Regions from separate parts of the Homo sapiens genome. Here all the other regions are linked to region 1. Evidence: chromatin contacts called from ENCODE Hi-C or POLR2A ChIA-PET data. All regions are on one chromosome and are shown on one strand. The core of a region is the stretch at or near the end of the contact, and the rest is flanking DNA. Distances in the headings are between cores, read along the strand shown.

Region 1 (3,243 bases), core at 634-3,133:
CAGAGTTCATGGGAGGTCAGCATAACGCAGAGGAGTTTCTGTCACCTTTATTCTAACTGAAGGCACAGACACCTTAAAAATCAAACATAGGTGAGTTCAGATGGATGGGGTGAATAGTCTCATACTGGATCTTTGGGAATCCTGAGATCAGCATGGGTCTATGGACAAAACTCTCTCAATAAAGCATTATTAGCAACTCAGGCTCTTGAGCTCTGGGATTAGTGGGTATCAGTGTGGCCGTTTGAGAGGAGAGGGACACAGGGCAGAAAGTAGGATCCCTAAGTGGTTCCAGCCAGGCCTCAAGATTTCCTGAAGAGTGAGTTTAACTTCTCCATAAATCATCCCCAAGTTTGTCCTGCAGAAAATACCTGCATGTTTATTTTAAAACAGGATCATCCTCTCTGCTTTCATAGCAGAGTCTCTCTCCAGCAGAACACTCCCCAGATAGAGCCAGAAATTGAATGTTTTACTTCTGTTAGGAGCAAACTAGCCACTACAGTAGGGTCCCTGGTTTACTCCTTTCTCTGGGATGGGCGGCACTTACATGGAGCTAAGCTAGCCTGGTGGCATTACATGGAGGAATATAGTCCTAGAGCCACACCTTTTACCTCCAACCAGCAACCTCTGTCTCCCATAAACTCACTTCCATCATCTGGAAAATAGAAATAATAATCATATTGACTGTATCATGTTTTCATGATGGTGAAAGGATACTGTGTAAAGAATATGCTTACCTCAGTGCCTGGCACATAAAAATCATTAGCTGTCACTACCACTGTTGCTATTCCCATTACTGCTACTGTTATTTGAAGAAAGCAGAATAGTGACTGTGCCTTTTGCCCAAATCTTCCATAGGAGATAGCCAGGGCACGGGGCAAGCTGAGCTCATGGGACCTGGGCACAGGGATGCAACAGGGCTGCCTTCCCAGGTGCAGAACATGGAGTCGGGGCTCATACAAAAGGAGATCAAGGAATAAAACCAGAATGACAAGCCAAGCATGTGGTTCTTTCAGAAGCATTTCTCCAAACAAGCCAACCACAACCCCAGTTTAGGAATCGGGATAGAATGAGCAGCGGTCTGAGCAGTGGCTCTCAAAGTGTGGTCTCTGCACCAGCAGCATCAGCACCACCTGGGGGACTTGGAAGAATGCTAATTCTTGGGCTTCCTCCCAGACAAACTGAACTGGAAACTGAGGGTAGGGCCCAGAAAAGTGTGTTTTAATATGCCCGCCAGGAGCTTGTAATGCAGGCCAATGTTTGGAGAACACTGGGTTAGAGTAACACCAGCTGCTGTATAAAGATGGCCTAACCAAAAAAAAAAGTGTTACTTTTTGGGCACACAACAGTCCAAGGCAGATATTCTGGGCCTGTGGGCACCTTTCCTCCATGTGGTGACTCAGAGACCCAAGCCTATTCCAGCAGCAGGCAGAGACTGAGGGACTGTGCAGAAGGCATCCTCACTCCCCCTCACACTCCATTGATGAGACTGCTCACATGGCACCCTCTAGGGCAGTCACCTCTCAGGAGCAACACTGCTCTATACAAAGAGAAGCATGAGTTTGAGTACACAGCGTGATAATGTCTCTGCCACAGAATAGCTTCTAAAGGCCTCAAGGCACCTCACAAGAAGATTCAGAATGCAGAGAAGCAGATAGAAGCTGGAGAGAGTCCCTGTCACTGGGCCATAACTACAGCTCCCTTTCCTAGTGGAGCAGGAGGCAGGATCGTGGCTGAGGAGGCAGCCGTTGAAGGCACACAGATATTGTGGTGACATTTGCCAGGCCAGCCTGCCTCTGCCCTCCTGTGTTCAGGGGCTATCGGTACAACTGCCTTCCTGGGTAGCAGCCAATGAAATTCTTGAAAAAGACTTTCTTTGCATGTGGGAAGGAAATCTACAGTTCAGCAGCGTCCTTCCAGCATTTCAGGAGGACATCTGGCAAAGTGGAGGGGGAATGTTAAACACAGAGTTCCCCAAACACACAAAGACTAAGAGTTCTGGAGAAACACAGATATTGTTAGAAACGATATGTTAAAATGTTTTATTATTTAGTTACATCTTGCCTGAGCATGAAAAAGATATTAACAGACTGTCAGCTTACTGGGACATAACCCAAAACAACTTACATTTTTCATATATTGCTAACTATTTTTCTGAGGCTGGCTCAGGCTGGTAAAAGAGATTTCAAGGCTTTCTCCAGATTATTTACTTAAAGAAGTTAAGCATGGCATTATCTGTTCCCATGGAAACACAGTAAGACAGGAGACAGAAGAGGAGGTCACTTTGACCATAATTAATATAAAGAATAATGGTTTATATAGAATCTAGTAAAGAATATAACAAGATGCCGCAATACCTTTAAGCCTTTTCTTCAGCAGTGCCGTTCAACCTTTGGATTGATTTTCATACATTAGTGTCACTTTGGTCATTTTTTAGTCTAGTGCTAAGTTTTGAAGTATAACAATCTTGCCTAGCAAAATTTTTCCAATTTTATTATTTCATTTTTGATCCAATCAGAAAATTCCAGTATTCAGAATTTTTCTAAATTACTGAGTAACTAGAAATGGGTGACTGTGCTGGCCTTAAGCTTCTTGTGAATGCTACAGCTCCTCACCATGTTTTCTTAATAAATACATAAATGGGTGGCTGGTGAATTAATTGATGGTAATCCAGAGGCACCACTAGATTCAGCAGTGCCTTTAAAATCACCAACAAAATATTTAATCACATTCAGTCCGGTTGACATTTAAGGTGTCTAATTCTATTCTTTTTTTATTATCGGAAATTGGTAATCCACATGGGGTGTCTCTTACATATTCCATTTATTGGCACTCGGTGCACTCCTTAGGAATTCCTACCGAAAGATGCACACTGTACTTTTTTTTTTTTTAATCCTTATACTTATTTGGATAGTGGATTCATTGTGCAGTCTCATAAGGTAAATTTTATTATGGAAGCTTGATGACACATTTTTTCAAAACTCTTTAATTTAGTACAGTATTCCAGAAAGAAAGAAAGAGAAGAGAGAGAAATAAAAAGTTTCCCTTTCCAATTTCTGAATTTTTAATATACTGAGAAGTTATATTAAGTCAGAAATTATTAGGATTTTTTTTCTGTTAGCGCTCTGGCCCAAGAAACATAATATAGCCTCTTCCAGGCAGCCTTGTCTGAGGAATAGATTCAGGGCTGCAGTATGACACTGAGTGGTGTTTACAAACAGGTGGCCTGAAGCTAAGTGGAGTCAA
Region 2 (3,179 bases), core at 606-3,105, 42 kb after region 1:
TCTGAAGTTGCCACCAGCCTTGTGGTGGTCAAAAGAGACGAGGCCTTCAGACCCGACTGAGAGGGTTTGAATCCATTTTGATCACTGAGTAGCCATGTGACTGAGACAAATTATTTCTGAACTTCACCTTCCTCATTTGTGTGTTAAATGAAACCATGTACATTAACACCAAGCCTAGAGTACATACTCAACAAGTATTAATTCTCTCTTCATGCATCAATAGTATTTAATATAGGCTGGGTGTGGAGGTTCATGTCTGTATTCCCAGCACTTTGGGAGGCCGAGGTGGGCGGATCTCTTGAGCCTAGGAGTTCAAGACCAGACTGGGCAACATGGCGCACCTGTAGTCCCAGCTACTTGGGAGGCTGAAGCAGGAGGATCACTTGAGCCCAGGAGGCAGAGGTTGCAGTGAGCCGAGATCACACCACTGCACTCCAACGTAGGTGACAGAGCGAGACCCTGTCTCAACAAATAACAAAGTATTTAATATAGCAGACAGGACTTTTGGCAGGATGAATTTTAAGGCAGAACACAAGGTTTAAAGCCTCTGGACCAAAGGCTATTGTCTGAGACAAATAAATTATTTTTCATTATAATTATTTATATCTGGGGGCAGGAATTTCATGCATTATCATTTATTAATAACAATTATACAGTGGACTGGTGCCAACTTAGCTGGGTGTTCTTGTGAGAGCTGACAATTGTGTTTTTAAAACCACTATGTTTTATTATAAAAGTAAAAAGCAAAAGTATGTTTGAAGCTTGCAAATTATAGAAAGAAAAGAATATAGGGGTAAGGAAAAAAAATCTTGGTATCTCATTACTCAGAGATAACCACCATTAACGCTTTATTTTAGTTTTTTCCAGTCATGTATATGACCAGAGGGAAAAGCCCATAAATAAATGAATAAATAAATACTATCATCTTGTCTTCAGTTTTGTACCTTTTTGATTTTTCATTATATTATTATAAATATTTTTCTTGTCACCAAATGTTCCTCAAAGACATGATTTTTTTTTTATTATACTTTAAGTTTTAGGGTACATGTGCACATTGTGCAGGTTAGTTACATATGTATACATGTGCCATGCTGGTGCGCTGCACCCACTAACTCGTCATCTAGCCTTAGGTATATCTCCCAATGCTATCCCTCCCCCCTCCCCCCACCCCACAACAGTCCCCAGAGTGTGATATTCCCCTTCCTGTGTCCATGTGATCTCATTGTTCAATTCCCATCTATGAGTGAGAATATGCAGTGTTTGGTTTTTTGTTCTTGTGATAGTTTACTGAGAATGATGATTTCCAATTTCATCCATGTCCCTACAAAGGACATGAACTCATCATTTTTTATGGCTGCATAGTATTCCATGGTGTATATGTGCCACATTTTCTTAATCCAGTCTATCGTTGTTGGACATTTGGGTTGGTTCCAAGTCAAAGACATGATTTTTAACGGCTGTATAATGTAGATGTGAAATAATTGAACCACACGCCTGTGTGTCAGGCATTTAACTTCCTGTTTTTGCTATTATAAATCTGTAATTAACATATCCATAAATCTTGGTTGCATCTCATATTTGTTTCTGGGGGATTCTGTATATTAATAGCTGTGTGGTGGAGTCTGACAGGGAGCTTCAAACTTCTGGAATTGCCTGGCATTCAGAATGTTGGTGCAGCTGCTGCACCCTTATAGTATCTATTAGTCGTCCTGAAGGAATCCACTAAAGGATACGTAGAGTCTTGTATTTCCTCATTTGTCTTAGTCTCAAGACTCATCTAGCTCATGGTCTGTTAGTATTACTTTTCTGTTGTTTTTACGTTCTACTGTGTACCACCAGGATCTGACCAACACATTGTCCAGCATGCTTGAGGTCTCAAAACAGACACACCCTTAAAAAGCCCAACCCTTGCCCCTTATCACAAGATCATCTGCGAATGCATGCCCAGGAGAAGTTTTCTGAAAGCAGATTTAAAACTGTTAGGGCCAGAAACTGACGTCAACTGCAAAGGCCTTGTTCTCCAAGAGGACTTGTGCAGTTCACGCTCATGCCTGCTGGTTGTTTTCTCTTTGTAGTTGGAACTGGATATATTAACGACAGATAGGCAAGTCAACCATTTAAGTGTAACCAAATTTAAAACTAACCTTTATTCCAGTTTCTTTAAGGATTTCAGTTGTTTCAGACCCAATTTTCTTTCCTGGAAAGCAAACCTATAAATTTTCTTTTCATCTCTGTCTCTGAGCTATCTCCACGTTCCTAGGACTGCTGAATAACCTGGTCCCTGGTAATTATGTATAACAGATATCAACATCTTAAATTGTAAATATATATGTATATATATCATGTTCTTATCTTGCATCTTTTTTGATGACCTTCTTCCCAGCAGGATCGCCACCTATGATCCTTGCATGTGTGTGTCTGGTGGAGGGGAAGGATGAGGAGGGAGAACTGTAGGATCAGGTAGGAGGAATGAAATGCAGTGACAGCTTCAGCCAGCAATGTTTAAAACAATTTGATCTAAAAGCTTTCCATGAATTTTCTCTCCTCCTGTCCTTGTTTCTGTTATAGTAAAGTTGCTACCTCACATTCCTCTATTTGCTCAATTCACACTCCCACACTGGGGTTAAAGAAATCATTTGCAATTTGTAAAGAGGTTTAATTGGTGATGCTGAAGGTTGCCACTGTCAAACAGAACACCTTCCCATTCACCAGTGAAACAAAAACACAAAAGAAAAAAGACTTTTCAGTTTTTCACGTCACCTCCTTAAGAAAGTAAATCCTCAGAGCTGTCTTTAAGTCTGTCAGAGTAAAGACGTTAGGAGCGTATGGAAGAGATATGTGCAAAGAACATTCTTCAAGTTTAGTACAGCACAGCAGAAGGCTATCATTAACCATGTATTTTAATGATGTATGTGAGGGAACCTCTGCATGTGCTGAGTCCTCTGCTCAGTTTCTGAATGTAGCTTCCACCCTTTAGGCAGGGAGGCGTGAGAGAGAATACATACTGATGTACCAAACAAGGCAAAAAAGAAAAAGACAACCTGTACGAAAGAATGGGACCGTATCTTCTAAAGGTAAAAAACAACTCAGGCTGGATTCTTTCTTCCCAGAACTTGCTGCTTGGTCTTAGGGGCCCCGATCTTGAACTGGGAGAGGAGCAGACAAAGCAGAAAGGGACA
Region 3 (3,320 bases), core at 556-3,055, 55 kb before region 1:
TCTGCGCTAAGCCTGTGAAGGTACTTCACTGCAGGAGCAATTTCCCACCATCCAGTCTTTAGGAATTCCATCGAGTTTCTAATTAATGTTCTCAAGTGCTTATTAGATGAGAAGCAATATTATGAGTACTAAGGACCATTATTCTTACTGGATGTAATCCTTAGGAGGAGTAAAGTACTCTCTCAGAATAATTTCAGGTTTTTGGAAGTGGATTCACTTTCTGGACACCAAGGTACCAAAGCAAGGTCAGTTCCTTGCAGGAAAGTAGCTTAGGGGCCCTAGGAGAAGGCCCAGTATCATTGCCTCGTTGGTGGTTCATTAAGCCTTGTCCTCTGGTGTCAATTTTTATAGGCGATTTTTACAGATACTGAGATTAGGCCTAGTGCTGCCTTCCCATCTGTGGGTATTGGGCCAAGTGAATGGAGTCTGTCCGCAAGGCCTTTGCCAAACCCAAGAATTAGGGGCTGGCTTTGGAAGGACACATTCTCAGACTGAACTCACTGCCCTTCCCTCACACTCCCCACCTCCATTTTTCAGTCTGTCCCTCTGCATTTCACCTCCCTATTCCTGAGGCAAAGCTGATGGGGGAATGTGGGAAAACAGTAGCGGGTGGGGGTGGGGAGGGGCAGGGGGACCTATCTGAGCATTCCTGCCAGGTTTTACTTAATTTCTGCAGTCCACCTCTATTGCCACGAAATTCTGTGCAAACTCCAGAAGACTTGAGGTTATTCCAATACTGCAGAGACTTTCCTAAGGTAGACAGTGATATGGAGAACTTTAAAACCCCTTATTTCAGTAAAACCTTACAAAGTAGAAAATAAAAACTAAAAGCAATACAAAATGGAGAAGGAAGACAAAGCCTAGAATGAAGACATTTCATAACACACAATCCGCTGTTAGACAACGGGGGTTCTGGTGAGTTTGTGGCACTGGGTTTCACGGCCTAGAGCCTGCCTCCATTTTCTCATCTATAAAATAAAGATAGTAACAGCATGACCTCGTAGGACTGTGAGGAGGAATAAATCAAATAATGGATATTAAGTGCTTAGCAGGGCACCTGCAACATAGAAACCATTCAGGAAATGGTTGTTTTTAACACAAATATCCTGATGATGATAAAGAAGGACGGATTTTTCTATCTCAAGAACCCTATCCTGGGGACCTGGCTTCTAATCACAGCTGTACCAAGAAAACTGCAGTCATCCCTCAGTACACTTGGAGGATTGGTTCCAGGACCCCCCGCCCCCGCCCCATGTATATCCTGCAGAACCCTCATGTATATGAAAAGTCAGCCCTCCAAATATGTGGGTTTCACATCCCTCGAATGCTGTGTTTTGGATACACATTTGGTTGGAAAAAAATCCACCTATAAGTGGACCTGCACAGATTAAACCCATGCTCACAGGTCAACTGTATTCTTTACCCTACTTGATTAAATGAGAAGGTTAGAGTAAATCAGAGGCCCTTTTCAACACTAATACAACACAATGTTCACACCCAATCAGAAGCCTCATAAGACACTGACAAAGATGAACAGTCCCAAATTTAGGCATATGAAAGGTGCTCCTTGATTATACCTTGATCCTATGATTTTCCAGCCTGGGTGCTGGTCCCGCTTCTCTCAGCAAGTCTCTGATTGCTCCTTGGTCTGCCCCATTACTGTAGGAGGAGAAGACAGCTAGGCCTCACCTCCAGCTTCCCTACCTGGGTGCAGAGGAGCCTCCTAACTCTGCCTCCCTGCCCTTGAGAGGCTGCAGCGTCAGTCCCAGGAAGATCTGCAAGGCCAATTAACTGGAAAGGCAGGAAGGAAGTCAGGCGGCCCCTCCTGTTTGTGGGCTCCAGCAAGCCCAAGCCCAAGCCCAGCTGGAAGGCCTGTCTAATTTTAGGACCACATTCACGTTTGAAGGCCTAGCTAATTTTAGACTCAGCCTCATCAGGGTCTCTTTTAAGTCCTTAATGATGATGTTTCTGTGAAAGTGAGGGTGTTTCTGGAGCCAGAAATGTTTGAAAACTGCTTCTCTGGACATGAGCAGGGGAAAGGTGCTTGGCCAGTTGGGATAGCTGGCCAGTTTAAACAGTCCTGCCTGCTCAGCTGTTATGCGTGTATCACTGTGGCCTGCTGACTTGTTAAGTTCCCATGGCCCACAACCAAGATACATTTTGCTTTTGCATTAATTCTGCACATCTGTGATTAGATGTTTTTGTTTTTGATTGGTATTGTTATGTCTTCCCATTTTCAGATAACACTTGAAAATCTAGCAGTGAGAAGGGTTCCAAGGCATCACAGAAACCAGATGTGAAGTCAATATCTTATTTGTAACTTTTCAAAGGTGTGAAGTGGCATCCTGGGGAGGAGCCAGCCTCTACAGAGATTTTCAGCTGAGGTTTATCCCCAAGTGCTAAAATAATCCATTGAAATCTACCATGAGATCTTGAACATCAGCACAGTGCAGCCTAGCATTTTACAGTTGTATCTCATTTGCAAAGCCCCCATACTGGAAAAGTGCTTATGTTGCTCTCTCCTCTGGCAGCCCCCAGCAGCTGTGTCTCTGCTGGGACCTGGATTTATGTTCTGAAAATCTGAGTACCCCAAACTGAAGAGCAACCTCAAAGTCAACTCTTCTTCATTTGAAGTTAGGCCGGCTGACTGGTTTCAGTTCTGTTAGTGTTGATCTCTCAGATCAAATTTCTGCTCATAATCTTTATCTAAGTTGGGTAGCTCACAGTGAATCCCCCAAAGATTTCCAGGCCCATTTTTTTCTTTGTCTAGCTCTGGGCTCTTGCACGGGGCTGCTGTGGCCTTAAAATATTACATGAACAATTTGTGTGGTGCTGCATACCAGATGAGGTGCTGCAGGGCTGTGAGGCAGGCAGCGGCGAGGCCTCTTGATCGAAGGTAAAATATTCTCCTGCGCACCCCAGAGGATAAGTGGAAATAAAACAGCATTGCAAAATTGCCTTGGTAATTGTGGCTTTTGCAGCTGCTGAGAGAGAATTGAGCAGCAGCATTTTCTGGGGGAATGTAGCAATAACCTGTGAGTGAGGTGTCTGGAATTCACTTTGTAGATCTTTTTAAATATCATAGATGCTCTTTATTTACTCATATTTCACCTATACAGTAGAATTATAGTAAGCTGAAAATATAATAAAACCAAGGCCATAAAAAGGTAGAGAAAAAAAATGCTCCATGCCAAATTTGTTTCTGAGCTTCCTAGAAGCCAGGGAGAAGAAGGAATGATCATGATAAGACCCTAGTTCCTGAGATCATCTTCTCTTGGGGATACTGGTTTGGAAGATGGGTAAGCAGCCCTCTGAGACAG

The links. Hi-C counts contacts between places; a loop is a spot of excess contacts on that map. ChIA-PET counts read pairs that join two places held with the same protein, here RNA polymerase II (POLR2A). Pooled maps may share reads with other maps.
Region 2: POLR2A ChIA-PET joins it to region 1 with 11 read pairs in activated CD4-positive, alpha-beta T cell. The contact joins two enhancer-like sites. A Hi-C loop is called at or near these places in 2 of 168 maps with a recorded cell type or tissue (PC-3 and endothelial cell of umbilical vein) and 1 of 50 pooled maps. POLR2A ChIA-PET finds 5 or more read pairs at or near these places in 2 of 52 experiments (AG04450 and activated CD4-positive, alpha-beta T cell).
Region 3: a loop to region 1 is called in a map of A673, with 2.9 times the contacts of the local background. The contact joins two enhancer-like sites. A Hi-C loop is called at or near these places in 2 of 168 maps with a recorded cell type or tissue (A673 and endothelial cell of umbilical vein), 1 of 37 single-sample maps with no recorded cell type and 2 of 50 pooled maps. POLR2A ChIA-PET finds 5 or more read pairs at or near these places in 3 of 52 experiments (CD8-positive, alpha-beta memory T cell, GM12878 and activated CD8-positive, alpha-beta memory T cell).

The regions. Positions count from the first base shown.
Region 1 is chr13:43,301,756-43,304,998 of GRCh38, reverse strand. All of the region lies in intron 11 of ENOX1 (ecto-NOX disulfide-thiol exchanger 1), which reads left to right. Among named protein-coding and RNA genes, the nearest start is that of ENOX1-AS2, 150 kb to the left of the region's middle. RefSeq lists an enhancer at 1,493-1,722. Within about 2 kb of position 1,883, at least 10 of the 41 ENCODE cell types and tissues checked have a DNase peak (open chromatin) inside an H3K27ac peak, as active enhancers do.
Region 2 is chr13:43,259,832-43,263,010 of GRCh38, reverse strand. The region is part of intron 14 of ENOX1 (ecto-NOX disulfide-thiol exchanger 1); the gene reads left to right. Among named protein-coding and RNA genes, the nearest start is that of LINC00400, 150 kb to the right of the region's middle. Within about 2 kb of position 1,855, at least 3 of the 41 ENCODE cell types and tissues checked have a DNase peak (open chromatin) inside an H3K27ac peak, as active enhancers do.
Region 3 is chr13:43,356,376-43,359,695 of GRCh38, reverse strand. The region is part of intron 7 of ENOX1 (ecto-NOX disulfide-thiol exchanger 1); the gene reads left to right. Among named protein-coding and RNA genes, the nearest start is that of ENOX1-AS2, 91 kb to the left of the region's middle. RefSeq lists an enhancer at 1-185. Within about 2 kb of position 1,805, at least 3 of the 41 ENCODE cell types and tissues checked have a DNase peak (open chromatin) inside an H3K27ac peak, as active enhancers do.